3 separate regions of the Mus musculus genome follow, and all the other regions are linked to region 1. Evidence: chromatin loops called from intact Hi-C (ENCODE). Cell type or tissue: left cerebral cortex. All regions are shown on one strand. Links, peaks and the distances in the headings refer to the core of each region. The heading gives the core; the rest is flanking DNA. Region 1 holds the start of Gm35936 (a long non-coding RNA gene). Region 2 has its middle 46 kb from the start of Gc. Region 3 overlaps Adamts3 (a disintegrin-like and metallopeptidase (reprolysin type) with thrombospondin type 1 motif, 3).

The links. A loop is a pair of places that touch in the nucleus more often than their neighbours do. Peaks named below come from ENCODE experiments on the same cell type or tissue, not always from the same donor. Only the 100,000 strongest peaks of a DNase experiment are listed, where the experiment ranks them.
Region 2: a loop joins it to region 1, with 9 times the contacts of the local background. A loop is called at or near these places in 6 of 42 quality-filtered maps.
Region 3: a loop joins it to region 1, with 4 times the contacts of the local background. A loop is called at or near these places in 2 of 42 quality-filtered maps.

What each region holds. Positions count from the first base shown.
Region 1 is chr5:90,189,091-90,200,514 of GRCm38, forward strand. Gm35936 (a long non-coding RNA gene) reads left to right here and starts at 4,215. Exons shown (of 3, transcript XR_389324.1): 1 at 4,215-4,255; 2 at 5,870-5,965; 3 at 11,242-11,270. In left cerebral cortex, for the core only: a CTCF peak has its summit at 5,954 (motif pointing left); a DNase peak (open chromatin) is centred at 5,952.
Region 2 is chr5:89,405,707-89,417,130 of GRCm38, forward strand. No RefSeq gene overlaps it. Among named protein-coding and RNA genes, the nearest start is that of Gc, 46 kb to the right of the region's middle. In left cerebral cortex, for the core only: a CTCF peak has its summit at 5,994; a DNase peak (open chromatin) is centred at 6,037.
Region 3 is chr5:89,814,846-89,824,646 of GRCm38, forward strand. All of the region lies in intron 3 of Adamts3 (a disintegrin-like and metallopeptidase (reprolysin type) with thrombospondin type 1 motif, 3), which reads right to left. Among named protein-coding and RNA genes, the nearest start is that of Gm25758, 9.1 kb to the right of the region's middle. In left cerebral cortex, for the core only: a CTCF peak has its summit at 4,889 (motif pointing left); a DNase peak (open chromatin) is centred at 4,873.

The DNA of each region.
Region 1 (11,424 bases), core at 1,921-9,920:
CTTAGTTTAGATAGCCCTGTTATGTCTTCACATTCCTGTTTATCTTTAAGGTTAAGCTATTCCCAGTAATGTTTTAACTACGGGGCATACCCAGGTTTGTTTTTCTTTTTTCTCAGCCCCAGGCAGCCCCTAAGCTCACAAACAACCAGCAATTTCTGAGTACTTTATATGACTTACAGGTTTTGAAATTTCATCTTTCTTTCAGGAAGACGTGTCATTGTAGGGGCAGGCTTTGAGGTCTCCTATGCTTAAGCTACACTCAGTGTAGCACACAGTTTCTCCTTCTACTGCCTATGGATCAAGATGTAGAACTCTTGGCTCCTCCTACATGCCACCATGCTTCCCTCCATGATGATAATGGACTGAACCTCTGAAACTGTAAGCCAGCCTTAATTGGATGTTTGCCTTGATAAGAGTTGCCTTGGTCATGGTGTCTCTTCCCAACAATGAAACAAATACAACATTCAACTCACCAAAGCTTTCTAACTACACAAAATTATAAAAACGGCTTATTTGGGGCTGTGGAGATGGATTCACAGTTAAGAGTGCTTGCTGTGCCATCATAACAAATGGAGCTTGAATCCTAGTACCTACTTAATATGCTGGGCATTCCAAAAACAAGTGTAAACATGCTCTGGGTCTTCTGGCCACTGTGTGTATACACGTACACACACATACACACACACATACACAGGGAGAGATAAATAAATAAATCATTAAAAATAACTTAAAATGTCACTGGATATAGTGACATACACACCTGTATAGCATAGCATGAAAGTATAACATTTAGAAGGCGGAGATAGAGGGTCAGGAGTTCAAGGTCATCCTCAGCTATTTAATGAGTCTGGGGACAGACTGGGCAAAATGAGAACGTGTCTCTAAATTATAAAATAAATGAACAAGTAAATAAGTTAACTTGCCGGGCGTGGTGGCGCACGCCTTTAATCCCAGCACTTGGGAGGCAGAGGCAGGTGGATTTCTGAGTTCGAGGCCAGCCTGGTCTACAAAGTAAGTTCCAGGACAGCTAGGGCTATACAGAGAAACCCTGTCTCGAAAAACCAAAAAAAAAAAAAAAAAAAAAAAATAAGTTAACTTATCTAATAATATAGTGAAATAGTTTATGGCACAATTGATAATGATGGGTAACTACTCCAGTGTTGAAGATCATGTTTCCAATGAATAGTTAGTGATACCAACTGGCATTTATTATATGGAAAGCTGGGGAAGAGAAATGAGGGGGAAAGAATTGAAAATTTTATGCCTGTTAGACGATGTTACAAAGGACCCTGACTCTATAAGGAGGTTGTATTACCTCTCTCAACACAGCCTTCCAACTGAGAACTTAGATATCTGAGGTGAGTTGAATAGAGCACATGCTTTTTATAAATATGCATAGATTAATCAATGCCTGCTGGCAAAATAATGCAATGAATCTCAAAGTTATATGCGCCAAAAAATTTATACAAGAGAGATGAAGCCGGTAGTGAGCGGGACAGAGAACCTGGCTGGGCCTAGTCTGCAAAGTAATATTTGAACCTGGTATAAAAGAGCCATGTTATACCAGGAGAGAATCGTCTATCCAGTTCTTAAAAGGTTTGATGTTAATACTTAATTGAACAATTTTCTTGAAATAATGAATCAATAAATCAATAAAAAATTGTTTATGCCAGGAATGGTGATGTATGCCTTTAATCAGGAGACTGAGACAAGCAGATTTCTGTGTGTTTGAGGGTACCTTGGTGTCTTAGTCAGGGTTTCTATTCCTGCACAAACATCATGACCAAGAAGCAGTTGGGGAGGAAAGGGTTTATTGAGCTTACATTTCCAGATTGCTGTTCACCATCAAAGGAAGTCAGGACTGGAACTCAAGCAGGGCAGAAAGCAGGAGCTGATGCAGAGCCATGGAGAGATGTTATTTGCTGGCTTGCTTCCCCTGGCTTGCTCAGCTTACTTTCTTATAGAACCCAAAGACTACCAGCCCAGGGATGGTCCCACCCACAAAGGGCCCTCCCACCCTTGATCACTAATTGAGAAAATGCTTTACAGTTGGATGTCATGGAGGCATTTCCTCACCTGAAGCTCCTTTCTATGTGATAACTCCAGCTTGGGTCAAGTTGACACAAAACTACCCAGTACACTTGGCCTTTATTGTCAGTTCTAGGTCGAAGGTCAACCAGAGTTATACAGTGAAACCCCATCTTAAAAAATAAAATTGTTCGTGTGGACACTGGGGATGTAACTCAGTTGGCACAGTGTTTGTCTACTATATCAGGCCTGTCAACATTAGGCATGCCAATGGTTCCTTGCAGATAAGGGAGGATCCCATGAAGCCCAACCTCTTCCTGAAGGACTTGGAAGTTTGAAGTTGCTGAGTGGTGTGTTGTTTTACTCAGGGGTGTAGGCATTAGTAATTTCTCCTTGCTCCAGGAAACACTTCCTACCTATGTTCACGTAAGAAACCCTAAACTCATTGGAGAGCAGGGGATGAAAAACAACTAAAATTTATTATATAAATCTATGAAAATGCCAAACAGTGAAAATATATTGTCAACCCGAAACTACATAGTTTCTAGAGGTGAGACTCCAAATAACATGCTACAGAGAGCATCCTCCCACACTCCTCGGAGTACAGATACATAGGTATTTTACCAAGTACAAAGAAAAAAATCAAGCATGGCTGGCAGGTAGTAGTAGGGGACAACATGTCTCTCAGACACTGCAGGAAGTCAAATAAAACCCAACACAAGCAGTGTCACTTACAGGCTCCCTCTTTCTGAGCTTCTGGTCCCAGAGACCTCACATAGCATTACAGGCTATGGTCCCTGCTCTTGTGATCCTCTAGAACTTGATGGTAAGACCCTACTCCCAAAGATGCCACCTGTTTGAGTCATAGGATGTGTAGAATCTAAACTGGAGCTGACCTATAAGCTTCACCCCTATTGGGTAGCTTTCATGGTGCCAGCAGGTTCTATTTACGCTGCCAGGAGAGAAAACTATTTCACAATTTTGTGCAGCTGTGAGTCCCAAGGCCTAAAATAATAACTTGTCTGATGAGCTACATCTATTAGTTCAATAGTGATATGAATGCTAAGTGAATAACCAATTTCTGACTAATGGGTCATTTTTTAAAGAAAATCTTGCTATACAAGAAGAACTCAGGCCTGGCACTAACTGGGCCAAAAATCCTACGACTAGCTAGGTCATAGGCCTAAGAGAGAATGTGATACTATTATTTTACTAAATGGATATGGCCATAAACTACCCCTACGTCCTTCAGGGTATGTCTCTCATCTGTAAACTGGAGCGTCTTTCACCTCTCATCAGAGAAGCTTCCTCCTGAAGTAGGTAGCAGTGAATAAGAGACCCCTGAGTGGTTAATGCAGAGAACGAGAGAGAGAGTAAGCCTCAGAGAACATTGCAGAAGGTGGGGTGGAGAGACTATAAAGAGCCAGACGTAGGGATATCTGCTCTTATATCATTACTTGCCACACGCAATTGGGCTGTTGCACACATGAGTCCACAGAAGCCACAACTGCATGCACATGACCCGCACGGGATCCCAGCATGGATGAGGGAGGGCTCGTCTAGCTCGACCCTAAGCCAAGAAGCTATTGGCAGTTAATGGCAGTTAATGGGAAAATGAGAGCCAAGTTTTACTCAGGCACATGGCCCCTAATCTACCCATGCCTCATTAGATGCTTTAACACCGAAGCCCACGGAGATAGCACTAAGTGGGCTCAGTGATCTAAAACTAAAAATGAAGTTCAGAAGGGAGATTAGAGGACAAATTGCAGGGAAGAGAAAGAGGGGGGTGGGTGGGTCTGATTAAAACACCTTATGTGCATGTTTGAAATTCTCAACTTATTTTTTTTTAAGATGCAAGAAAGATGGTTCAGAAGTTAAGTTGTATTCCTCTTGCAGAAGGCCCAAGTTCTGTCTCTAGCACCCACTAGGGCGGCTCCCAACACCTGAAACTCCAGTTCCAGGGGATCTGATGCCCTCTGCTAGCTTCCGTGAGCACTGCATGCACATGCACAAAACTACACTCAGATATACACACACCCATATCATTTAAAATAAATTAATTAAAAAAAAACCAGTCAGTGTGCTGTGAAACACTTGATACGGTGGCTACCCGGTGACGCAAGTGCCTGACGTAAGGGAGTCCGTAGGCAGAGCTCCGGGGGGAGGGACAGAATACACAGCCTAGAAGCCTAGGGGCTGGGATGAGTGTCTGTCAAGGAGTCCGTTGGTAGGCAAAAGGGGCGTTTAGGGGTGAGTGTAGATGACCTGGGTGAATGTCAAGATACTCGGAGCAAAGAGCCCAGGAAAAGCCTCAACTGTCTGTTCCTTTGCCAGGCTACCGTCTAGTTAGTGTGTGAATGTCTGGCAGGCTTGTGCTTTGTAGGCACGGTCTGAAACAGTAAGGTGTTTTTTTTTTAATTGCACAGTAATAGATCATTTGGCAAAAAATATTTTCAGCCAACACATTATACAGCCACCCACATGAACACACATCTCAGCAAGTGCACAGAAAACATCCCATATTATAAAATTTTCTTGGGCTGATTTTATAAACCAGAAAATAAAATAAAGCTAGCTGCCCTTTGTAGGACAGAGGGAATAAGGCAGGAGTTACCTGAGTAATGTTAGGTGGCTCAGAGCCACTATGAGACTTCAGAGTCATACTCAAGAATGTGATGGGTAGAGAATGTTCCCTGAGAACCAAGGAGGAAGAAATTACCTTATTATGGGGAAAGGAATTTCATTTTGGCTGTGGAAGCTGGACCAGGACTGGATAACATCAGAGAGCTGGAGAAAGGGATCAGGGCGGGTCTGGTGCCTGCCCATCCTACAGCAGCATCTCTATTCTGGCTGTTTTTGTCAAGTTGACACAAGTTAATCTGTGAAGAATGGCCTGAAGTTGAGAAAAGGCCTCCATCAGATTGGCCTGAGGGCAAGCCTAGGGAACATTTTCTTAAATGAGGGAGGGCCTAGTTCACTGTGGGCAGTGCCATCCCTGGGCTGGGTGCTATAAGAAAGCAGGCTAAAGAAGGTGGCCTAGTCGGCCATCATTGGGAAGAGAGGCCCCTTGGTCTAGCAAACTTTATATGCCCCAGTACAGGGGAACGCCAGCGCCAAGAAGTGAGAGGGAGTGGGTAGGGGAGCAGGGCGGGGGGAGGGGAGTTTGAGGCCAGCCTGGTCTACAAGGTGAGTTCCAGGAAAACCAGGACTACACAAAAAAAAAAAAAAAAAAGGAAGGAAGGAAGGAAGTTTCTGCCTTGATTTCCTTCAGTGCTGAATTTGTGGCATGGAAGAGTAAGTCAAATAAACCCCTTTCTTCCCGAGTTACTTTGGTGTTTTAGCCCCGCAAAAGAAATCCTAATTTTCATAGAAGCCTCAAAAAATACATATATTTTAGAAGTCACAGTCATGCTACCAACAAGCTCAAAGCTCCCCATACAGCACTGACAGTCTCTATATGCTATAATACCATATACCTCTCTATGTAGCATTGACAATTTCTGTATGCTATATATCGTCTAACATAGTCTCAGTGTGCTATAATACCATATACCTCTATATATAACATTGACAATCTCTAAATGCTATAAGACAATATACTATAATTTGGTGTTGGTGGATGGGGTATTTTTATTTTGACAGTGTCTCTGTAGCCCTGGCTGTCCTAGAACTCAGAGACCCACCTGTTTTACCTACTGAACGTTGGGATTAAAGGCCAGCACTACCATAACCATCTTAGAATCTTATTTAAGTGTTAGTGTAGACACATTAAAGAATCAAAAAAAAAAAAAAACAAAACAAAACAAACAAAAAAAAAACCTTTCTTGTTTCCTTTCTGAAGTGAACGGAGAAAAGAGAATCCCAGAAGCCCTGTGTCCTGTAGGCTGGAGAAGGATCTTCATCCGACAGTGTTGGCTGCCCTCTGCTGGTCCTTTTGGTAAAGACTGGTTACTCTAGAATTTTCATCCATTCGTTAAGTGCCATGTCATTTGTAGAACTGTACATAGAATAAAGATACTGTAGTGCCAAGGAAGTGTTAGTGAACCCCAAAAGACGAGTCAGGAGCCGATCCGATGCAATCCCATGAGGGCCTTGATTTACAAGCTGAGCTTGTGAATAGGACAGTTTGGGTGGAGACGATCACCGAAAACTTACTGGGTTTTATAGAACATGGCAAGTGAGGGGCATGTGTTTCTAGCCTGACAGGCATCTAATTGGAGTGCTACTGTAGCCTTTAGCACAATCGGATGGTTCTGGAAACCAAACCACAAACTATTTTGTTTCCCTCTGCCTTAAGTAGGGGCAGGTTTGTAACCTGGGGTGAAGACTTCTTGCTGGGGGATACCCTGGAAATCCTTGATTTGTTGGGGGAGATTAACCTGGAGACACAGGTCTTGTTGGGGATGAGCTAGGCTCAGGTTTTGTTGGGGGACAACTTGGAAACTAATGCTAGGTACCAGCCGGTTAGTTTACCTGCGTTCAAACTTAGGTCAGGTTCTCTAAAACACAGTGTGAACTTAAAAGATTTGGTCTCAATTCCCCGCTTTCTCTTGTAACTAGAAGGCCCAATCATGGAGCTTTCTGAAGTTTCATAAGCAGTAACAGGGCGATATCTTTGTGGTGTCCCTGAGGCATGGGATGTAGCCCATCAGTGGGAGTCAGGAGGAAGTCTTGGGGCTGAATTCTCCTCCTGCTGGCCAGGGTCATAGTCTACTGCAAACAGATGTGTGGTGGATCCACAGTGCAACTTTGTAGCATTGGGACCCCTTCAGTGAGGCTCTAGTGACCGCTGGCAGTGTCTCTTGACTAGGACCTAAAGTTAGTGGAGCTCCGGAGGTGAACTTGTTTTATAGAAAGCACGAAGTTTAGGCCAAACATGTTATATACCCATTGGACACCCTCAAGATTGTCTAATAATTGGTGATCATCTGCTTCTATAATAACTTCTGCCAGCAGGTGAATCAAACATAATTTTAAAAGGGGTGAGTCTCAGCCAGGCGTGGTGGCACAGGCCTTTAATCCCAGCACTCGGGAGGCAGAGGCAGGCAGATTTCTGAGTTCCAGGCCAGCCTGGTCTACAAAGTGAGTTCCAGGACAGCCAGGGATACACAAAGAAACCCTGTCTCAAAAAACCAAAAAAAACAAAAACAAAAACAAAAAAACAAAAAAACAAACAAAAACAAAAAAACAAAAAAGGGGGGGGTGAGTCTCATCTGGTATTGGGGACTTCCATACGCTATAAAGGGCAAAGGGGAGGAGAGTCACCCAGTCTCTGACAGTCTCTAAGGTCAATTTAGTTAAGGTCTCTTTAGGGTACTATTTATCTTTTCTACCTATTCTAAACTCTGGGGTCTGTAAGCACAATGAAGTTTCCAATCAATCTACAGAATATTATTTAATTCCTGACTTACCTGGGACACACATGTAGGTCCTTTGTCTGACCCTATAAACCTAGGAAAACTGTACCTTAGGAGAATTTCTTTTAGCAGTTTCTGTGTTATCATCTGAGCAGTCTCATACTCAGTTGGGAAAGCGTCAGTCCAACCCGAAAAGGTATCTACAAGCATCAGTAAATATTTATATCTAAATGTTTTCTTGTTCTAACTGTGTGAAGCCTGTCTCTCAGTAGACTCCAGGCCTAGCCTTGTCCCTCACGGGCAGGCATCATGGTTCTTGACAACATTAGCTATCTTCAAGTTGGCATCTCTCTCTTTTTAAGATTTATTTATTATTTATTTATTTTATGTATATGAGTACAGTGTAGCTGTACTGATGGTTGTGAGCCATCATGTGGTTGCTGGGAATTTGAATTCAGGACCTCTGCTTGCTCTGGTGAATCCTGCTCACTCCAGCCTAAAGATGTGTTTATTATTATATCTAAGTACACTGTAGACACACCAGAAGAGGGCATCAGATCTCATTACGGATAGCTCTGAGCCACCATGTGGTTGCTGGGATTTGAACTCAGAACCTTCAGAAGAGCAGTCAGTGCTCTGAGCCATCTTTCTAGCCCGAGTTGGCATCTCTAATCCTGACATTAGGCAGCTGTATCAGATCCTGGATTCTCTGGACACCCATGCGGGGAGAGCAGTAGATCTTCTGAAGTATGTGTACTCCCATGTCTTCTGGCATAATGAGTTTGTTATCTGCTGTTCTCCACCATCTGTAACACACTGGGACATGGGCAAATTCTTAGCTCAGACTGTGTCATCTTTTGAATACTTAGGGTGGTAAGGGAGTATAGGATCCCCCAGATGCAGGGAAGTCGGGGGCAAGAGAGGTCTGACCTACAGGGCAGCATGGCTGGCTGCTTCACCTGCCCTATCGTTGACTTTTGAAACTGGGTCCTTTCTTTTCTGGTGTCTCAAGTAGCGAATGACAGCCAGCTTTGTAGACCCTTGTAGAGCCCTTAGTGGGGAGAAGATTTCCTCTTTATTTTTGATAGTCTTTCCTTCTGCCACCAGAAGGCCTCTCCCCCTATCCATAGGCCCATGGACATGAGTGGTAACAAAGGCACACCAGCTACCTGTGTGTCGTCTTTTTTCAGCTCTAACACCTTGGTCAGAGCTACCGGTAAGAGAGAGCACACAGCATGGGAGAGAGTATTTCCTCACCAGCCAGGGGGCTAATACCCAGAATAGACAGAGGATTTAAATAGCAATAGAACAAATAATCCAATCAATATAGGGACAGATGAAGTGAGCAGGGAGAAATCCAAATGATCAATAACCACAGAGAGAAAAGTACAACGTTGTGTCCATGCAAATTAAGACTACAAGATGTAAGCCGGGCGTGGTGGCACACACCTTTAATCCCAGTACTTGCGAGGCAGAGGCAGGCAGATTTCTGAGTTCAAGGCCAACCTGGTCTACAAAGTGAGTGCCAGGACAGCCAGGGCCACACAGAGAAACCCTGTCTCGAAAAACCAAAAAAAAAAAAAAAAAACCAAACCAAACCAAACCAAACAAAGAAACAAAACAAAACAAAACAAAACTACAAGATGCTTTCTTACCGCAGCCAGAATGGCCATTGTCACTGTCTTAGTCAGGGTTTCTATTCCTGCATGAACATTATGACCAAGAAGCAAGTTGGGGCTTACACTTCCACATTGCTGTTCATCACCAAAGGAAGTCAGGACTGAAACTCAAGCAGGTCAGGAAGCAGGAGCTGATGCAGAGGCCATGGAGGGATATTACTTACTGGCTTGCTTGAGTTCCAGTCCTGACATCCTTCGGTGATCAACAGCAATGTGGAAAGTGTCAGCTGAATAAACCTTTTCCTCCCCAACTGCTTCTTGGTCATGATGTTCGTGCAGGAATGGAAACCCTGACTAAGACAAATTGGTACCAGCATAGTGGGGTATTCCTGTAACAACCTGACCATGTTTTGCAGAGGACTGTGGAAGGACTTTGGAACTTTGGGCTAGAAGATCCATTTTGTGTTAAGAGCTCTTTGGGATGTTGTATAGGAACTTGGAAGATAATGTTGAGAACAGTGCAGAAGATGGAGGCCTGGCTTGTGTAATTTCAGAGGGAAACTTAAAGACTCTTTTCAGGGCCATTGCTATTTTGATTGTGAAGATTCTGTGGTTCTGGTTAGCTGGGGCTGAAGAATGAGCTGTGATTAACAAGATACCAGAACTACTAAAGTGAAAACTTTGCATTACTGGGACTATTGATGCTGGTTAGCTGGAGCTAAGAAATTAGCTGTGATTAAGAAGAGACCAGCATCATTGAGGTGACATCTTCTGGGAAGTGTTTTCTGAAAGCACAAAGAGGCTGTGTTCCAGAGATAGCCAAAGTTGTACCTCATGCTGCAGCAGGACTTGGTAATATGTAAGAGTCACCCAGGTGGTACTGGTTTTGAAGGCATGAAGGGGTCATGCAGAGCAGCTGAGGCTCGGCACTGTGAGAGGCCATGGAAGGCCATTAGTGAAGGTACAGCCTCAGTTGCAATTGACGGCCCAGGACTGAAGGGGTCATGCAGTATTTTGGAGATGCCAGTACCATGAGATGACCACCAAGAACAGCAGCAGCAGTGGACTACAGGCAGCTGGAGCCTAGAAGACAAGCTCTGTGCTACAAAGGACAGGGCTGGAGAAGTGACCCAAGCCCTTGGAGGAGCCCAGAAGATCGTGAGTTGGATCCCAGACATTGGACAGTTGGGGTTTGATTTTTGCTTTTGATTGTGACTGCGACCTGATATTTTTCCCCCTTGAAGGAAGAAAGTATTTTAGTGGAGCCCACAATTAAGAGACTTTGAATTTTAAAGGATATTGGACATTTTAAAGGGATTGAACTTTTAATATGTAAAGACTGTGGGATTTTTAAAGTTATTTAGATCTTGGGGATGAATAAGAAACTAAGGGTTGAGGCTTACTAGTGATGTGTTTGTGTGTCAAGTTGACAAGGGGTCAATTGTACTGGCTGGTTGTATGTGTCAACTTGACACAGGCTGGAGTTATCACAGAGAAAGGAGCTTCAGTTGGGGAAGCGCCTCCATAAGGCATTTTCTCAATTAGTGATCAAGGAGGGGAGGGTTCCTTGTGGGTGGGACCATCTCTGGGCTGGTAATCTTGGATTCTATAAGAGAGCAGGCTGAGCAAGCCAGGGGAAGCAAACCAGTAAAGAACATCCCTCTATGGCCTCTGCATCAGCTCCTGCTTCCTGACCTACTTGAGATCCAATCCTGACTTCCTTTGGTGATGAACAGCAGTGTAGAAGTGTAAGCTGAATAAACCCTTGCTTCTTGGTCATGTTGTTTGTGCAGGAATAGAAACCCTGACAAAGACAGTCACGGAACAGCAAGGAAACGTTAAAGAGGGCAACGGGGCAGGGGTTACTGTGAGAATGGAAATCAGTACAACTATTATGAAAAGTGGTTCAGGATTTCTTCAAAGAGCTAGAAATGGATCTTCCATATGATCTAGGTATACCCTGTAGCCTCCCCTCCCCAGCCTGAAACCTGCTTGCTCAGGTTTCACTGTTTACTTTGGGGTGGAGCTTGCCACTCAATCGTTCTGCCACGCCCACTGCTGGAGCCTGCCACTTTGCTTTTCCGGAGCCATACACGTGGTCACCCTGCTACTGGACTCCAGGATTATTTGGCGTGAATCGGGCCCCTTCCCCTCCTTCATAACTGAGTGTCGGAAATAAAAAATTGAGCTTTGATCAGAATGACTGTCTTAGCTACATCTTTTTCTCGCCCTCCTAGCTCCCTCTTCTCTTCCAGGTTTCCAAGATGCCTTTCCAGACTAGAACCCAGACATTCGAGCAGCTGGCCAGACACAACATACCCCATATGGGCCTGTACCCCAAAGCACCATCGTCAACTTGTCATGGGGATACCTGTATAGTCATGCTCCTCCCAACACTACCCGTAACGGTCAGATTGCAG
Region 2 (11,424 bases), core at 1,350-9,349, 780 kb before region 1:
GTTAACCTAGGAACTTCCCAAGTGAGTGACACTCAAGAGACCCTCCCACTTTGGTTTTGTCTTCTTTTCTCCAAGGATTTTCCCAGCTCTCTCATCTGTTCTGTTTCTCAACTGCAAGGCAGTGTTCAGGCATATACCCTCCCCATGACTGAGTCAGTTGCTCGTGGCCATCATGTCTCTTTACCCAGCAATGTCCTACTCTGGTTAGTGAGTACAGATGCCATTCCAATTGCTAGATATTTTGAGTCTCACCCTCATTATTTTTGTCACAAAGCAGCTTAGGAAAGTATTTGTTTCTCATTTGCTTATACATTTCTATGAACTGACATTTTCAAGGGCACCGCCTTGGAGAATACCTTCAATAATTCTGTTTAAGACAAGAGCCTTGTAAGGTGGGAAGGACGCTGACAAGATTTGCTGAATAGAAAGGACTTGTGCATCTCTGGGGAGCTAGACTTTGGGAGAGTTTCCTGGTCTGTAATACTTTCTCCCATCTGTGCACATCAAAACCTTATAACATGGCTTCTTCTTCCAGCCCACATTTTTCCCCCAAAGCAAAAATTTCTGTGAAAGAGAACAATAAATTTAAATGACTTTAAATTATTAGACCAAATTTGGAAGTTAAACACATCAAATGTCGTAACACAAATGTATTGACAAGATTTGAAGTATAAGATGAATCCAGGTCACCATGATCATGAAGAGCCCTTAAGGAAAGCTTGTATAGAAGTAGGATTGCCAACAGTATAAGGGGAAGTCCAGAGCTGGAAGTGGTGGTCCATGGAAGCCACTATTTTCCTCTTTCCTGTTTGCCCAGGTAGATTTTCCAGATAGAGTAGATGATGACAGTGTGATTTATTTTATTTCTGTGATAGGTCATGTTCTCATCCATCATGAAAGTTAACAAAACAGTAAAGCAAACAACTTGTGATGAGAGACCAGTGAAGGAGGCATTGTTTTATTGTCCTGTTCAGCACCCAAATGGAAAGTCACCAGAACTGACTTGGCTGGTGAGATGCAGGAAGAAAATGACAGCTGATGGACTCCTGAGACAGACAGCAAGATGCCCTGGAGCTGACTGAGCAGCAGAGAGAGAGAGAAGGAGAAAAGGGGGGAGGGAAGAGAGGAGTGGGGAGAAGGGAGGGGGGAGAGAGAGGAAGGGGAAAAGGGGGTAGGAGGAAGAGGGGAAAGGGGGGAGGGGACAGGGGAGAGGGCTATTTCACTCTAAAGAGCTTGCTGCAATACTCAGGTCTGGAAACTGAGGTGGGCCAGTTTTCCCCTCATTTCATTCTCAGCGATTCTCCACTTGCCTACAAAGTTTATTCTCTATCCTCTCCCTGGTTTATGTCTGCCTGCAGAAGCACAGGGGAAGCCAGTGTAATACTTAGGGCTAAGCTTGGTAAGTGCTGACTAGAAGCTCTGGAAATGTTTAAAGATCTGCCATCTGCCTTGCTGCATCTCGTTTCCCTGAGAAGCCTTTACCTTAAAGTTGTAGTGGAGGACAAAACACTGTGCAAAGTTGTCTGTGCATATCCAGCTAAACCCCAACGCATCCTTCTACTGTTCTGTGTGTGTGAGTGTGTTTCCTAGCAATTAACCTTCCAAGGGATGATTAGCTCTCTTCTACCCCAGTGTCTTCATCTAACATCTGAGGATACTGGCACTACTTATTTCAAGAGTTAATGGACACACTGTTGTAGAAATTTTTAATCCTGACCTGGGGTGTCTACACAGCCTTGATCATTTAGTTCCCAGTAAGAGGCACACACAACCTTTATATTTCCTAAAAGGCTTAATCATCACAAGACCTGGGTAGCTATCTCCACTCTAAGCTATTAGAATCTACATTCCTGTAGATAACCCTGAGTTATTGCTTACTACTTACTGTTTTATCTGGGCTGCTCTTAACTCTAATTGGCTATCCCTAAGAGCCATATTTTTATGGTTTGTCTAACCCATGGCAGCTTCTCCTCTCCTCCCTCCTCCACCTTCTTCTCATGGTTTTCCTCTGACTCCCAGCCCAGGAAGCCTAACCCCCACCTATGTCTCTTCTGCCCAGCTCTTGGCTGTTGGCATCTTTATTTACCAGTCAGAAGTAACTTAGAGGCAGGGTCATTTGAGTTTACTTGCAGAGTCCAGGTCTTGAGGGATCTCTGTAGCATTACAATAGACAATTTCCTTTTTCCTGTAAAACCTGTTTGGCCAGCACTTGAGATTCCTGAAATGCTCCCCAATGCTAATGAGGCATTCCAGGTATCCCCAGTCTCATATCCCCAGCCAATAACTTTGCTCCTCCTGGATGTTCCTACTCTCAGTCTCCCAAATTATAAGCTTTGAATTACCCCATGTAAAGTTGATCTGCCTACTGATTGCTGATCCTGGTGTAGTCGTTCACCATACATATTCATAGGGCTTCCAAAACCCCTGCTTACTGTCTATGCTTCCTTTGCCCTTGTGGTCCAAATCGGCTGACCCAGGAGGGCATGGAGATCTACAGCTTCATCCTTGGACTTGATCTAGAATGAATGTTTTTCCTTGATCATAAATTTGTCTCAAGCCTGTTTCTCTTCTTCTTTCTTTTCTTTTTTAAAGATTTATTTATTGTTATATGTAAGTACACTGTAGCTATCTTCAGACACACCAGAAGAGGGCATTAGATACAATTCAGATGGTTGTGAGCCACCATGTGGTTGCTGGGATTTGAACTCAGGACCCACCATGTGGTTGCTGGGATTTGAACTCAGGATCTTCGGAAGAGCAGTCAGTGCTCTTAACTGCTGAGCCATCTCTCCAGCCCCTTGTTTCTCTTAGTACAATTGTGAAAGCTCACGTATTCCTTACTATGCAGCCTTTACTTACTATTTTATGAGGAGGAGGCACATTCTATTCTTCATTCTAACTTTATTACATTTTCGGGCAAAACAACTGAAACCATCTCCTTAAATTTTCTTCGTAAAATTATTTAAATCAAATCAGAAACTCTATAAAGTCATCTTCATGCTGATCTGCAGGGAAATTGCCCAATAAGGTGGTCTGATACCCAGGAATCATTAGGCTAATGGTCACTAATCAATAGTGACAGGAAAGTCATTATCAGCAGCAAGAAGCAATCTTGGGATGAAGTCCCTAAGGACCCTGCATTCTTAGAGCTCACCCTTCACAGACCATGCAAAATGGTGAGCCATCTCCAGAAAACTCACCTGCATACCTTTGGCCTTTTCTATATGGCTTCTGACAGTTAAGCACTTCTTCTGATTCAAGGAGAGTGCTGAATGTTCTCTTAGGTCAGTCTTTGCTGTTCACTAGCACATACTGTTAGTGTATTATCTCATGGATAACATAATTTCCTGGAAATTCTTGTGATAGGAACTGGGTTACCTCTGGGTGATTAGGATGAATGTTAGATGAGGCCACAGGTTGGAAAGTACTATAAAATACAAACAATGAAGCCTATAAAAAGCAAACTATTGGGCTGGAGATATTTCTTAGAGGTTGAGAACACTGACTGCCCTTTCAGAGTCCTAAGTTCAATTCCCAGCAACCACATGGTGGTTCACAAACATCTGTAGTGAGATCTGACATCCTCTTCTGGCATGCAGGCATATATGTAGACAGATACTGTGTACATAAATAAATCCTTTAAAGAGCAAAGCACTGGTATTTTTTCAATAGTAACTTCTTTATTGGATATTTGATTTACATTTCAAATGTTGTCCACTTTCCTGATTCCCCTCCCCTCCAGAAACCCCTTATCCCATACCCCCTCCTCCTGCCCTCACCAACCCACCCACCAACTCCCACCTCCCCACCCTCACATTCCCTTACACTGGGACATCGAGCCATCACAGGACCAAGGGCCTCTTCCCATTGATGCCTGACAAGGTCATCCTCTACTATATATACAGCTGGAGCCATGGGTCCCTTCATGAGTACTTCTTGGTTGGTGGTTTAGACCCTGGGAGGTCTTGTGGGTTGATATTGCTGTTCTTCCTATGAGGTTGCAAACCCCTTCAGCTCCTTCAGTCCTTTCTCTAACTCTAATAGTGTCTGCATTTGGTGACTCTATATGGAATGGATCCCCAGGTGGAACAGTCTCTGGATGGCCTTTCCTTCAGTCTCTGCTCCACAAATTTTCCTCTGTATTTGCTCCATGAGTATTTTATTACCCCTTCTAAGACAGACTGAAGCACCCACACTTTGGTTTTCTTTCTTCTTGAGCTTCATGTGGTCTGTGAATTGTATCTTGGATATTCTGAGCTTTTGGGCTAGTATCCACTTATCAGTGAGTGCATACCATTTGTGTTCTTTTGTGATTGGGTTACCTCACTCAGGATGATATTTTCTAGTTCTATCCATTTGCCTGCAAGTGACATGAAGTCATTGTTTTTAATAGCTGAGTAGTATTCCATTGTGTAAATGTACCACATTTTCTGTATCCATTCCTCTGTTGAGGGACATCTGGGTTCTTTCCAGCTTCAGGTTATTATAAATAAGGCTGCTAAAGTGGGGATTCTTTGATCCTTCTTAGAAGGGGGAACAAAATACCCATAGAAGGAGTTACAGACACAAAGTGTGAAGCAGAGACTGAAGGAATGACCATCCAGAAACTTCCCCACCTGGGGATCCATCCCATATACAACCACCAAACCCAGACACTATTGTGGAAGCCAACAAGAGCTTGCTGACAGGAGCCTGATATAGCTGTCTCCTAAGAAGCTCTGCCAGTGCCTGACAAACATAGAAATAGATGCTCACAGCCATCCATTGGATAGAGCACAGGATCTCCAATGAAGGATTTAGAGAAAGAACCCAAGGAACTGAAGGGGTTTATAGACCCTTAGGAGGAACAACAATATGAACCAACCACTACCCATAGAGATCCCAGGGACTAAACCACCAATCAAAGAAAACACATGGTGGGACTCATGGCTCTATATAGCAGAGGAGGCCTAGTAGGTCATCAATGGGAGGAGAGGCTCTTGGTCTTGTGAAGGTTCTATGCCCCAGTACAGGGGACTACAAGAGCCAGGAAGCAGGAGTGGGTGGGTTGATGATCAGGGGGAGGGAAAAGGGAATGGGAGGTTTTCGGAGGGGAAACTAGGAAAGGAAATGTAAATAAAGAAAATATCTAATGAAAATAATAAATAAATTTTTAGAAAAATTGAAGAGTTTTAGAAACAGGAAGTAAGTAAAAAATATCTGAGTTTATCTTCAGAATTTTTCTTGATTAATTTTTTGAAGCCCATTATTAACCATTGGAAGTAAAGCCACAGAAAGGAAACTCGTGAAAGGATATTTTTGTACATCATGGCTAGCATGAAATTTAATAGATTTGTAAACTGTTAGCTTTAGTCACATTGGTTTGGTTTATGTGTAAATAGTGGTCAAATTGACAATAAACAGTTACAGTGAGATCTATTTTAGCTGGGTAGGGGTGGTTGGGCAGTGGTGGCGCATGCCTTTAATCTCAGCACTTGGGAGGCAGAGGCAGGCAGATTTCCGAGTTTCAGGCCAGCCTGATCTTGAGTTCCAGGACAGCCAGGGCTACACAGAGAAACCCTGTCTCAAAAAACCAAAAAAAAAAAATCTATTTTAACATTCATATATGTGTTATATATGTATGAATACAAGTACACACTATATATAGATATATATGTTAAAACAGATCTTAGTAAAATAGTCAACACTGAAGCAGCTGAGATATGTGTGAATATGGGTACAGACAATGAAACTGAAAAGGGAACAATGAGAGGGGAGTACTAGTTATTGGGGAGCTGACAGAACAGCCTACATAAGACATGAGAGCTGAAGGAGGCTAGTGGGGTGGAGGTTACCAGGCAGGACAAGGAAAGTGGGGGAAGAGGACAGGAGAGAATCAACAAAACAAGTTAGTACAGTATAATCCTTTGTATAGTAATTTATAAAATGAGTAGATTTTAGAATAATGTAAAAGAAATCTCAGAATCCCTTTTATGTAGTAACTGCATTTAGATATGTCATCCACAGGGTGGAAGCAAAGGGTTTCATTTGAATTGGGCAAGTTCTGACTATAGTGCAGCATGCAATGTGTCCGTTTTTCTGATGTTGAAGATGTGGGGCCAGGCTCTAATTTACACCTTAAAATGCTTTCTTATAGGCTACAAAAGAATATAAAAACCTTTGATCTCTAGACAGCTAGTAAGTACTTGCTAGTAAACTTAGGTTGTGAAAGTAGGAGCTCTTGGGCTGGAGAGATGGCGTGGCTCATAACCAAAAGAAAGAAGAAAAAAGGAAAGGAAAGGAAGGAGGGAAGGAAGGAAAGAAGGAAGGAAAGAAGGAAGGGAAGAAGGGAGAAGGAGCACTGTTGTTAGGATATCGGAGTAGTCTTGGAAAGAACAATTGTTAATTAGGTCCTTTCCTAATGGGGACAAGATTTTTTTTTTGAATCTTGGAAAAGAATAAGCAAGAAGGAAATAGCGTTTGGAAAAAAGAATATTTTTGTTTGATTACCCATGGCTGGGAAAGCTTTGTAATGAAAGTGTCAGTCTGTCATTAAGGACAAACCTTGACAGTGCAGCAGCACCTGCAGGGCAAGGGGACTGGCAGAAGAGGAGAGGCTGAGTGGCTGCAGCTCCTCAGGGCTGAGTATGGTCAGCCACTCAGTCAACAGGTGAGAGCAATGAACCGGCTGCTCTCAGGAATTTTCATCATTTTTAGTTTGGCTAAGATATGGTGGCACAGTGGGTCGTACTCAATCAAGCCTGATCAAATTTGCATCTCTGAGGGGACACTTTAGAAAAAGAATTTTGTGTTTCATGATTCTTCACACCATTCTAATGTGAGGAAGAGAGAGCTCTGCTTCAGGCAGAACTCTGTAAAGAGGAACCAGAACCCTAGCAACCAACCTCCAAACTCCCTTGGTTCCTTCTACTCATTTCTTTCTCAATAGAAGTCAATAAATGTCAATTCCAGCACTTGGGAGGCAGAGGCAGGCGGATCTCTGAGTTTGAGGTCAGCCTGGTCTACAAAGTGAGTGCCAGGACAGCCACGGCTATACAGAGAAACCCTGCCTCGAAAAAAACCAAAAAAAAAATAAAAATGAATAAATAAATAAATAAAAAGAAATCGATAAATGTTAAGTCTGATCAAATTATTGTGTTGCATGGGATTATTGCCCTTGAATTAACAGACATAAAAGCTTTCTTCATGATTTAAAATCTAAATATCCAGAATAGGGAACCTTCCTCCTGAAGAATTTCATCCTAATAATAAACTAATCCTTGTGGAGAGCTTTTAAGGCCATTAAAGTCATGTGTGAGAAGCACCTGTGTGATGATCTAAGCACCCAGGAAGCGTGGTAAATTGCTCCTGCACTGTAAACGACTTTAAACTCTACAGACGACAACAACAAAAAAAGCTTGTGTTCTGGGTGAATTTTACCCATCAGCCTGAGCAGACTTTGGTGAGAGTTTGATGAAAGATGAACATAGATGCTGTAGTGTGATTAACATTTACCATCAGCCAACTTAAAGGAGATGAACATACAATTCATTGCAGCCCTTAAGAGATGGAACAGAAGTTTCCAGGCAAGGAAGGATTCTACCTCAAGTCTGTAGCACAGACATTTTACCCTGATGTGTCTATACCGTCAACCTACCCTCTGGATGGCAGGCTTACCAGCTTCTCAGTAGGGTAAGTCAATACCTTAAGCCAAATATATCCTCTATCACTGCCTAGAAGAACCCTGGTACAATGTATGTCATTCTTAGAAACACAATAGAGTTGTTTCCCTTCTGTATAGTGAGGACTCAGATAAAGTTGATGCCTGAAGTTATTGAGAGCTTATATAAATCAGATTATTATCCAGGGGATACAGAGATGATTATTATCATCTCTGGTTGACAGTAGATGAAGCAGAAAACCATCTCTTACTGTTGGAAACCAGTGAGGAGTTATCGTATCAAAAGACAACAGCATCACAGCAGGAAGTGGAGCGTCAAGGACATGATGATGATGTCATAGCTAAACCCATCCTAAATGTAATATCTAAAACCCATCCTAAATGATGGGCCATTTGAGTCACTGCTTCTTAATATAAGAAAACCACAAACATGAGCTCAATGACACTAAGGAAGACCCTACTTCAGTTTGCTTTGTAAATTTTATTGACTACTTAGTCACAGAAGTATTCAGTCCTACCTGACCAAGCATAAAAATACCTGACTAAATTGGAACAGTTTGCAGTAGTTTAGAAATGATTTGTAAATGCAATTTCTCATCTAAAACCTGGGCATGGTTTCCTCTAAACCAACAGAGCAGTAACTCTGGGCAGTATTCACACAAAGGCTTTATCTAATAGATGGATACGTTTGGGAAATGATGACTTACATACAGTAAATGATGGAGGAGAGGTGTATTTCTGAAACAAACTTGATTCAAGAATCTGTCCTTCAGTAGTGTTGGAGTTTGGTGTCTCTGCATGGGATGGATCCCAAGATGGAGTGGTCTCTGGATGGCCTTTACTTCAGTGTCTGCTCCAGTTTTGTCCCTGCATTTCCTTTTAGAGAGGAACATTTCTGGGTTAAACATTTTGAGATGAGTGGGTGGCCCCATTCGTCAACTGGGGGCCTTGTCTAACCTCTGGATATGGTTTCTTCAGCTTCTATCTCCCCACTGTTTGGCATTTTGGCTAATGCCTTCGCCACTGGGTCCTGGGAGCTTCTTGCATCCCTGCTGTCTGGGACTTTTTAGTGTCGCCCCCCCCCCCCCCAATCAACTGTTCCTCACCAACCACTGCTGCATATTTCTATTCATTCTCCTGGCACCCTGGACTTCTCTCCTGTCTCTTCCTATACCTGATCCTACCTCCCTTTCCCCCCTCCCCCATCTTACCCAGTCCTCCATCCCTCTGCCTCCTGTGATTATTTTCTTCCCCCTTCGAAGTGGGATTGAAGCATCCACACTTTGTCTATCCTTCTTGTTAAGCTTCATAAGGTCTGTGAGTTATATAGTGGGTATTCTGAGCCTTTGGGATAATATACACTTATCAGTGAGTACATACCATATATGTCCTTTTGGGTCAGGGTTACCTCACCCAGGATGATATTTTCTACTTCCATGAATTTGCCTGCAAAATTCATGATATCCTTGTTTTTAATAGCTGAGTAGTATTCCATTGTGTAAATGTACCACATTTTCTGTATCCATTCTTCCATTAAGGAATATCTAGGTTGTTTCCAGCTTCTGGCTATTATAACTAAGGGTGCTATGAACATAGTAGAGTATGTGTCCTTGTGATATGTTGAGGCATCTTTTGGGTATATGCCCAGGAGTTGTATAGCTGGGTCTTCAGGTAGAACTATTTCTAATTTTCTAAGGAACAGCCAGGTTCATTTCCAAAGCAGTTGTACAAGCTTGCAATCCCACCAACAACGGAGGAGGGTTCCTCTTTCTCCACATCCTCGCCAGCATATTCGGTTTCCTGAGTTTTTGATCTTAGCAATTCTGGTTGGTGTAAGGTGGAATCTCAGGGTCATTTTTGATTTGCATTTCCCTGATGACTAAGGATGTTAAACATTTTCTCGGCCATTCCAGATTCCTCTGTTGAGAATTTTTTGTTTAGCTCCATACCTCATTTTTAATAGTGTTATTTGGTTTTTTGGAATCTAACTTCTTGAATTCTTTGTATATTTTGGATATTATCCGTCTATAGGATGTAGGGCTAGTAAAGATCTTTCCCCAATCTATAGGTTGCTGTTTTGTCCTATTGACAGTGTCCTTTGCCTTATAGAAGGTTTCAGTTTCATGAGGTGTCATTTGTCAATTGTTGATCTTACAGCCTGAACCATTGATGTTCTATTAAGGAAATCCTTCCTGTGCCAATGTGTTCCAGACTATTTCCCACTTTCTCTTCTATTAGATCTAGTGTATCTGGTTTTATGTTGAGGTCCTTGATCCACTTGGACTTGAGCTTTGGACAAAAAGATAAAAATGGGTCAATTTGCATTCTTCTACAGGCAGACTGCCAGTTAGACCAGCTGATACCAAGATGTGCTTATAGACAGGAGCCTGGTATGGCTGTCCTCTGAGAATCTTTGCCAGCACCTGACTAAGACAGATGCAGATACTTACAGCCAACCATTGGATTGAGCCTGGGGACCCCTATGGTAGAGATAGGGGGAGGACTGAAGGAGCTGAAGGGGATTGCAGCCCCATAGGATAAACAACAGTATCAACTAACCAGACCCCTCAGAACTATGGAATAAACCACCAACCAAAGAGTACACATGGGCTGGTCCATGGCTCCCACAACATATGTAGCAGAGAACTGCCTCATCTGGCATCCGTGGGAGGGGATGCACTTGGTCCTGTGGAGGCTTGATGCTCCAGAGAAGGGGGATGCAAAAAGGGTTGAGGTGGGGATAGGTGGGTATGTGGGGGGCATCCTCTTAGAGGCAAAGGAGAGAGGGAATGGGGTGAAAGGTTCATGGAGGGGGGACCAGGAAGGGGGACAAAATTTGAAACGTAAATAAATCAAATGATTAATAAAGAAATGTCCAAATGTCCATCAAGGAATAAATAAAATGTGGCATCTGCAAAAAAAAAAAAAAAAAAGGAATATTGTTATTTACTCTAAAAATAAAAACATTTATGATGGAAAAAAAAAACCTCTGTCCTTCAGATGAGCCACTGATCCTTTATGCAATGTTAATTGGCGGGGTCTAATCATCCTGCTTTTTGCTTTCTATGACCTTGTGGTCTAGCTACTTTTGGAGTCTATGCTCTCATATTTTATCAATGTTCTATTAGTGGGGTTACGTGAAACTTTAGTAAGGCCGTGTTTTTGTGAAAGATAATTTTTCAAAAGTCTGAAATGCTACCTAACTATGCAGGTGACAGTTGGATTTTTGACATCATGCCATCTCAAGAACACCTCCATTTGAAGTTACTTTCTCATTTTAGCACTTTTGTATCCCACAAAGCTGGGATGCACTTTCTACCACAGAGGCTACAGATGTGTCAGTGTTGTAGGTGTGATGAATGAAATTCTCATTCTGGACCTAGAATCTTGGAGAGTGACAGAGCTCTTTGTGCTTAACTTAATTCTGATTGTGTATGCCATACAAAACATTTCATATTTACTGTGTAACTACACCTGCCACAAAGTATTCCCTACTGCAATTAACTCTATATAGAGAAGGTTTTCCTGGCCTTTAGTAGCTTCACAGATATATTTATTCCAAAAATAGATACCTGTCTTCCAGGAAGAATATAGAATCAGGGCATGCCCATTTTCTTGGCGTAAAGAATTCATAGAAATTCATGAGTATTTTAAGTACATAATAAATGAAGCTCAGCTGAAAATTTGTGGTATTCCAGAAACTGCTTGCTAAGTTGTTCTCAGGAGTCATTAGCAAAAGTACAAACCCAAACCAAACAAAAATC
Region 3 (9,801 bases), core at 1,748-9,747, 370 kb before region 1:
CAGAGACAACTAATGAAAATTATAAACCTGAGAAACCCTTCTCCTCAGGCAATAAAAGGTATAGTGGGCAGAAAAAAAAATCAATATATTATTAGGGGCAGATGTTAAATTGCCAAGGCAATACTCTATACTTTTATTAAAACAAATATAATCTCTCTGCTCAATTCCTGTCCAACCTACAGTGGAACCTTTCTGTGTCCCTTGATCTGTAATTTCATGGTTCCATGTACTTGATATCAGTGACTGGGCTGTTTTAGGAAACTGATTTTTTTTAAACACCAATAAATATCCCACATGTACTAAATGGAAGATATTCTTTACTTTACCAAGCTGTATGGTGAATATGAATACCTTGAAAACAATCATTACATCTTCTACCCCCTTCTTCTTTAATTGGTCCTTTTATTATTTACAAATACCATTCAATTCATTCTGATAAGCATCTATTATATCCTAGACACTCTTCTTGACATAGAGGATTAAACAATAGACAAGAGATCCCAGCGATGGAAGCCTTCACACTGCCATTGAGAAAGTATCACCTGGGACTAAACCACGAACCAAAGAGTACACATGGTGGGACTCATGGCTCCAGCTGCATATGTAGCAGAGGATGGCCTTGTGGGGCATCAATGGGAGGATAGGCCCTTGGTCCTGTGAAGGTTCTATGCCCCAGTATAGGGGAATGCCAGGGCCAGGAAACAGGAGTGGGTGTGTTGGGGAGCAGGGGGAGGGAGGAGGGGGTAGGAGGTTTTCAGAGGGGAAACTAGGAAAGGGGATAACATTTGAAATGAAAATAAAGAAGATATCTAATAAAAAAAAATCTTAAAAAAAAAAACCCTGTTGAATGAAAACAATAGATCAAATGTACGATCAACAGAAATGGGGAAGGGCAGGCTGTTTGGGACCACTGAGCAGATAGCTGGATGAAACGGACAATTGATAAAGCCATGGACTGTTGATACCTGTAAGAACCAAAGCAATACTATAATTCCCTTCTGAAAAAAATCAGAATGACAAAAGCTATCTCTGCATTTCCTTCCCTTCTGTGTTGATGACTCTGAAAAGCCCTGGGAGAGCCCATGGCTGCTAAACTCACATGGAGTCCTGCAGACTGACTGACAGCTGCCTGGAGTGTGACCTATGCCACCAAACACAAGTCCCTTTCATTTTCACAAGAGTGAAGCTGTGTGAAGCTGTCAAATGCTCAAACTTAGAAAAGCCAAACCCTAACATCTTTGCCACTTTATTTACAGTTCAGTATTTATGCCAAACAGAAATAGGCACAATCACCTGGAGGAAACTCCTTTCTTTAAAACCTTCCCAGGGCTTGTTGTTCTAATGATGTTTCCCACAGCTCCTCAAATCTCTAACCATATTAAAAGAGTGTCAGTCTCTCCCCTGTCAACATTATGCTACTCAAATCCTGTTGAGGTAGACCTGAGGTGATTCTATTTACCATCTTCTTCAGTGTATTTAAACCTATTTTCGATATTTAGAAAGGCAACTATAAATGATACATTTGTAAGAGAGTTTTGTTGTTGTTTTGAAGAAAAATTTCCTCTTTCACATCTCTGCATTTAACTTTTTCTACTTGACCACTTACAGGTGGCTAGCAGCAAAGGGAGCTACCCTGCCATTAACCAAATAGAAGCCTCACTGAGAAGTATCAACGGCCCTGTGTTTCATCAATTTAACATCCAGGCATTTGCCCTGGCCAAGCAGACGCAGCCAGCCAGCCAAGACAAACACATGGGTCTTGGCGCAAGGAGGGGCCAGTTTCTGGAGACAGCCCTCCAGTCTAAACTTCTTAAGGACTTGGTATAAATGTGCTTTTATTGCTCAGGGGCAGTTCCATCTAAACAGCACAGATTCAAGTCATACACTGTAGTCTTTCACTGGTTCTGTTGGCTTAAGGTGTGTGCGGCTCGGGGACTGTGCAAACCTGCGTCACAGCTACCTGCTGCTCACTCTCTCAATCCCCAAACCAAAACGTTGGAGGCCACACGGAACACTGGCTGCTTTATCAAATAAAAGTAAGGGTAAAGGGGAGATGCTGGGCCCCAGAGCTGGTCCCTGCCTCCGCCCCAGCCCCAGCCCCAGCCCCACCCAAATCCAGGGGAGTTGTAGGTGTCAAAGTCTTACAGGTTGGCTGTGTTTCTCCAACCTGGTATTTAAATTTTAAATTCAGTATGGGATGACACTCCCTCATTTCTAGCCTAGTCTGTCAGCCACCGAACATTTCTTAAAGGTTGAAATTTGTGGGCATGTGGGTGGGAGAGATAGGGTCTGTTTTGAAACCTATAAAAACTAAAAATATTTTATAAAATGCCCACACTTTTAACTGTAAATTTTAAATCACCAGTAACAGTATTGGGCATTGACATTGTACTAGACATTTACATTAGCCGGGCAAGGCGCTAGGAATGAAAGGTCTGTGAGGATCTCCCAAGTAATTCAACCTAAACTGTTGGTAATGACCAAGAGTAAAAAGTACCAACCTGACAGTTCGTGAGATGTGAATTCCCACAACGGTACAAAAACAAAAAGAGGCTCTATGAAGTGACAAGCCAGGAACCCATGAGCCAGCGAAGAGAGAAAGTCTTACATCTTATTAGAGTTTAAACTGTGTGACCTTTATCCTTGGAATTTTAGGGGTGTGTGTAGATGGGTGTGACTGAGAGTCGTCAAGGAGCCATGCACACAGGAAGGCTTACCAGCGTCCTCGAAGCACTGGGCTTTCAAGGCATGCCAAGCACCCCACAGAGGTACTGGGAGGTGATGGTGTGTGTATCAGACAGAAAACCACTGGCCCGCAAGAGGTCTACAATCTCATTCAGAAGAAAGAGGAAGTAAACAAACAAATGTTTGTGTTCATGACCGTAATGGTACTGAAGTGATCCTGCCCCCCCCTGCCCCCTGGAGACGTAAGAATGGTCTCCAGAGTATTTTCTACCTATGAAATACTTGCAGAAAAGGTCTGAAGGATCAAAAGGAGCCAACCGTGTAGAAGAAAACACTAGTGATGGGGACAGCAAGAAGAGGACACGAGTTCACTAATTCCAACGAGAACAAGAAGGTCAAAGAGGCTAAACAGAGTCAACCAAGTCAGGGGCAAAGACACAGCTGACCAGGTCGGGAAGAACAGTCAACCAGGTAGGGAAGAAGGTCCAGGAAGGTGGGCCAGAGGCTGCTCTCAGCCATTGCCTTGGAACAACTAATGAGGAGTCAGGTTTTACTCTAATGGTGATGAGATCGGGGGTGGAGAGAGAAAAGACAAGTGATCACTGGCATCTAAGTAAGAGACGTGATGATGAAGTTCTATCGCTACCACAGTACAGGGCAGTTCTGGATAACGGTATGCCATAGGCTTCCAAAGGTTAGAAAGATTTTGAAAGTTCTTATAAAAACAACTAGTACTAGGACACAGATATGCTTACACTGATCTGAACATAACATTATACATGCATGCATCAAAACATGGCTTCGTCCCCATGTTTAGAATTTGATGCATCTAGAGAATAATTTCTAGAAAGAATAAGATCCAACGGGAACACATTTTCCTTTCCTTGGGTGCAATAACTTTATCTTACACCCACTCCATCTCTCCAGGAGCATTTCCTTATCGATCTCTTATTGATCTCTCTCATATTATTTTACATAATAATGTAATATAAATTACAATAATAATGTACTACCCACACTCTATCAGCCTTTGTCCCTTCTCTGTGTACATCCTTGAGTGTCATCTATCATAGAAAAGGGTGTGTGTGCCTTTAGCCCAGAGAGACAAAGTTTCAAGTCTCACCCCCACCAGTTCCAAGCTTATGATCACACACAGGTAGGATATACAACCCCTCCAAAGCTACTTCCACGTTTGTTGATGAAAGATGGTGGTATTTCAACATCCCTGGCACAATGAAGGTTCTTGAATGCTGTTTCAGGGTTGTATTTTATTTTGTTTCCATTTCTCTCTCCAGAAATAAAACTTGCTTCTCTCTTCAATTTTCCATAATTGCCTAACCCAGAAGAGTCATCCTTAGTCACCCCAACCTCTTCAGACTCAATGGTTAAGTGCTCAGTCCGCAGCTGTGAACTCCTACCCACCTCCCAGCTTTGTGCCTTGCCATTAACATTGCAGCCCTGCACCTCGAGAACCTGCACATTGCCCTTTTAAAGGCCAAACGTGCAGGACTCTTCAGAACGACAAATCATAATACCCCAAATTCCTGCTCAAACACAAATATCTTTAAAGGTATAAGAAAGTATGCACACATTTTCCAGTCCTCAAGCCCTGCTCTTTTTTAAGGTACTTTACAACTTTACTAAAAATTATCCCCATGGCTCTCGTTCATACTTTGATCTCGGTGACTCAATTATATTAAGGGGCTCTCCTCAATATGGAGTAAGTATTCATTTACAAAGTCATTATCTAAATACAAAAATCCTTATAAACTATATCACCAAAGCTTCAATAAGGCCACAGGGAAGTATACGTTCTTCAAATACTAATGCTTCAAAGAGATCATCACAGATCAAACTAATAACGTTAAAACTGAGACGCATTTGAGCAAACCAACAACAAAAAATCATAACCTGCTTGACGTGGTTCACAGCTTATTTTTCAAATTCATGTCACGTGATTCATGCTTCAATTTGCCATCCCCATTGCATCTCATTTTTCATATTTAGGGAAGAATCTCCTTCCTGGGTTTCAGGAAAAAGATCACATGGCATCTTTATGGCCAGGAATAATAATAACTGATGAGTTGTTCAGAATGTCTCTTATACAACTTGCTTATGTATAATTATAAATCATACTACAATCATAATCAATTATAGATCATTATGTACTTAACAGGTTAGCACTCTTGCGCCCCCTGGTGGAATCACGAATGAATATTGTGTTTGTTTTTCTCAATAAAGGTAAAAAATATATTTTTATTTTAATTTTATTTTAATGTATATCTATTCAGATATACATTTAAAAGACACGGTAACATGGACCTAGGGAAAAACCAAATACTACCATTCTGCCAATGGAACATAGCAACAAAATGACTCCTTAACAACATTCTGCTGTATTCATAGATCAATGCCTTGTTCAGACATTGTCAGAGAAGCATCCTCCTATAGAGGATGGCAACAAATACAGACACTCACAACTGAACAATGTGCAGAGTGAGAGACCCTGAAACACTAAGTTTGAAACTGGGTGTCTCCATAAAATCTCTCCCCGTGGGGCACAGAGAACTCTTTGGAAGAGGGGACAGAATGATTCTAGCAGCCAGTGGATTTAGAGAGCACCAAGGAAACAAGGCCTTCTAGACACTACAGGACTTCTGTACACAGGAACTCCCAGAGACTGTGGCAGCAGGCACAGGACCTGCAGGGCTCTGAGCTAGATGGGGTCCCCAGCACCAAGAGGAAGTAGACGCAAGCCCCATCCCTAACACCGGAGCTATCTCCTACTGATAACTGCTTACAAATGAAAAGTCTGTTTTCTCCAACAGAGTTCCACTGGGTATGCAAACCATACTTAAAGTCAGACACCATACCCAGCAGCAGGAGGCTAACACAAAATGAACTCAATGGTATTTTTGGAGGTGTTTTGTTTTGTTTGGTTGGTTGGTTTTGGTTTTGTTTGTTTGGGTTTTGGTTTTGTCTTATAATGCTTCGTCTTGATTTTTTTTTTAACCTTACAGGTCTTTTGCTTATACAGTCTAGTTTCTGATTTTGTTGTTAGGGGTTTTCTCTGTGTGTAAATGTGTGTATCTCTGCATCTATATGTGTTTCTTGCTTTTTCTTTGACTCTTTCCCCGCTGTGTTTGTATACTTTGTCCTATTCTAATCTGTTTCCTTTTACTTTATCTTATTTTATTTTTATCATTATTTTGTAAATACCTGTTTATTTTCTAATGAGTAATAGAGAGAGGATGTGGATTTGGGTGGGTGGGGAAGTGTTGGGAAGAGGGAACACCATAATCGGGATATATCATATGAAAGACATCTATTTTTCAATTAAAAAAAAAAAAAGGACACGGAACAGCTAATCAGTCAATAATGTAGCCAAAGAGGCTTGTGAAACCTGATACAAAGAGACTATACTATACTGAAATGTTTTGAATCACAACACCAACCCAAAGAAATAATGTGGTAAGGCTAGTTCCCAGCAGCAGACGATCCATTTCCTCCATTCCCGAGGTTGACAGCAGTGATTTATGGGACTTATGGGACTTAATGAGATAGTACACACTAAGGGCCTTACACAGCATCTGGGACCTACCTGACCGTTAATAAAACCAGCTTCCCTCCTGTCTCCCTGGCATCTGGCCCTTAGCCCCCTAGAAACACAGAATTTATGTGTATGTGTGAGCCTATATGAATGTATATGTGCCACATACATGCCCAATGAAGCAAGAGAAAGTATCAGATCTACTGAGACTAGAATACAGCCACCCACTGTGGGACCTGAGAACTGAACTGTGGTCTTCTGCAAAAGGGGGAAGTACTCTTAATCAACAAGCTACCTCTCCAGCCCCAGCACCAAAGACTTCCCCCAGTGTTCTCTACTTTAAGTTACATTTCAAAGCAAACGTAAAGTCACATGAAACAAGTGTTTATTTTAAAACTTATATTCAGCTTCTTAAGTAAGTACTATATAGCAAAATGATTTTGCAATTTGGGGTTGGTGAACTTCTAGTGATAGCTGAGACTCATTCTTTTAAAGGTATTCTTTGAGATCCAAACTCTGTTTATCCTTATATGAAAAGAACATGTTATATTAAAAAAATAAATAAACCACCCTCTCTCGATTGTAACTCACTTAGATGTCCTGATTAGTTTTTTGTTCAACTTGACATGAGATAGAGTCATCTAGGAAGAGGAACCTCAGCTGAGAAAATGGCCTCCACCAGATTGGCCTTGATTGACAGTTGATGTGGTTGATATAGGAAGTCCCAGAGCACTGAGAAGGTCCCTCCCCTGAGCTGGTTGATCCTTGGTTGTATAAGAAAGCACACTGAGCAAGCCATGGGGAGCAAGCCAATAAGCAACACCCCTCCCTGTTGTCTACTTCAGTTCCTACCCCCCCATCTCCTGCTTGGCTTGAATGCTGGCCTCTTCTTCCCTCAGTGATGAACTGATGGTGGGATGGATGACCAGATAAACCATTTCCTCCCCAAGTTGCCTTTGGTCACAGTGTTTCATCACATCTTAATAGAAACCTAACTAGAAGACAAGATGTTCTTTGTCTATTTTAACTAAATGATAGGAAAAAATCATGTTCTATTAAACCCGTTATTAAGAGGTCGGAAGTTAAAAATATATTGATGGGTGTTTGTGAAAATACAGACACTGTTTATAAAAAGTTATTCATATTCATGTATATAGGGTTTAATTGTTTTGGTTTTTTTAAAATGCTTTTACTATTGCTATTTTAAAATAAATTAAGGGATCAATGAACTAAACTTTTTTCAGCTTTGGGTTTTAATGTAAGGATTTATAGAGATGACATACATAAACAAACTCCCTCCCAGTCACTAATACATTTGTAAAGTACAGGGGTCCCCAAACCGAGCTCTTTCATGGAAGAACATGAAGGAGGAAACATCGCATCTCCCTAGTCTTAAGCCAAGCTATGGAGAGCCATGTAACTGAAACGGATACTTGGGATTCCTGACATAAGTTCAAGGAGAACCTAGAAACAAGAATGGGCTTTCACATCTGGAAATCTTGGTCTGGGAGTAGGAGAATACCACAATATACATGGCAAATAAGGTGCAATAATGTTTTTATAAATATTCTGATATTCATACATTCTCGGTTCCACGGCAAGTGAGTTTTGCTGAAGCCAAAATTCCATGCTCCATAGAAGAAAAGAAGCCTATAAAAAAGCAAACTACATACTGATCATTTTTCTTCTGAAAATGAAATTCAACCTTTGTAACTGCAGAATGTATGCCAAAAACAGAAAGACCCGTGGCAAGTATCTTTTAAAAACATGCAGAGCTATTTACTGTAGGCTTATAAAATGTACTAAGGTACCTACACAGTGCTTTTGAACATACACATAACTCATTTCTACTTCCAAAAAAGGGGAGATGCGGTCCTACTTTTATCATTAAATGGGCTAATTAATCTACCAGTGCCTGTTATAATTTTCTTTAAAGCTGGTTACCTAATAATGTTACCTTGTCCCAACCTCAATATTCACTTGGAGAAAAAGATTAAAAAAAATTCTATTGGAGATAATCACTGAAGTTTTTGTTTGCTGTTGTTTGTTTGTTGGTTGGTTGGTTGGTTTTTTTTTTTTTTTTTTTTTTTACTGTGAAGTTTGGATGAATTGAAATGTATAACAGGAAGATCAAGGTTGTGCCAAAAAGTGATCCAATGGGAATATTGGATATGCCGCACATAAAACAGTAAAAATGAAGGGTGAAATGTAATTCTCTATCCACTGATAAATCATTCTACAACCGTTATCGAAAGCTAAATACCTCTTAGAGAAGACCCAAGTAATAATTCATTTCATGTTAAGAAATGGGACATTATTGCTGAAGACATCATACATTTTGGTTGCAGGATATGGAAAAATTAAGCTGGAACTGAGTTGGAAGCTGCCTCCCTACTGGCTCGCTTTCATTGTACCAGAAGGTGTTATGCAGACTGCTGGGAAATACAAGTCATCAACCATTTTCCCCAGATGTGCACCCTGGGAAATACAGCAGTGACTTGTCAGGCAAGATACACTCACCGGAACAACAATGACCTGAATGTTGTGAGGGTACTCACGGCTTTCTGCTTGGATTTGATGCCAGCTCCACAGGACAGACCTCATGCCATTTACTATAAACCTGGTCAAGAGCTTGCTTTGCTAAGTGATTATGTAGTCAAATGGCCTTCTAAACCCATTTGTCTCTTTATAGCCATAGATCGCAGCTGCTCTAAGCATTCATCAGAGAGGCTCCTTCCTGCAGTGGACACCAGTTCACTTTTCAAATTGCTGAGAATAAATGATGGTGACATTCTCTGTCCTAGATGGGTTGCCATCGAAGGTACCCTATCCAAAGCTCAAGGCACACTGAGGAAGAGAGGACGAAAATAACGAATGAGCCAGTAGTTGGGAAGGGGTGCCGTAAAAAGACATCTTTGGGATACTGCATGGTCATCACAGTCCTGAACTCAAAACAGCTGGAGTTACCTGGACAAAACTCGCACAGTACTGGGCTCTTCAATATTTCCTCCTGGAAGCATGGGGGGGGGCTTATAAGGTTCTGCCCCTCTTCAAGGGAATGCTGATAGTTAGTAGTGACTAGGAGATAGGATGTCACTTTCTTCAGTGCTAGCACCTCTGATACATGTAAATTTTGTGAGTCATACATACACACACACACATGCACACATGCATGCACACAAACATACACACATGAAAATAGAAGACAGACTCATTGGGAAGAAGAATAGTATCAGTGGGGAAAGGGAAGGGTGGTAAGAGAAGGCAATCAGAGTGAAAATGACCATTTATCTCAAACACGTATGAAACCATCAAAGTATAAAAAGAAACTAGGGGTCAGAAGCTACATGCAGTGACAATGACACATGGCTGCAATCCTAGGACACAAGAGACTTTGCCAAGGGTCTTAGTCCAAAGCCTACATTATATTCTAAGAAGTTGTCTGAAAAACAAAACAAATAAAAATACACAATGACAAACTGAAAGACAGAAGGCAGTCTCACATACCTCAAATTCACCTGTAATCTCTGGTACTAAAGTATAACAAAGGAGAGATTACTATACAG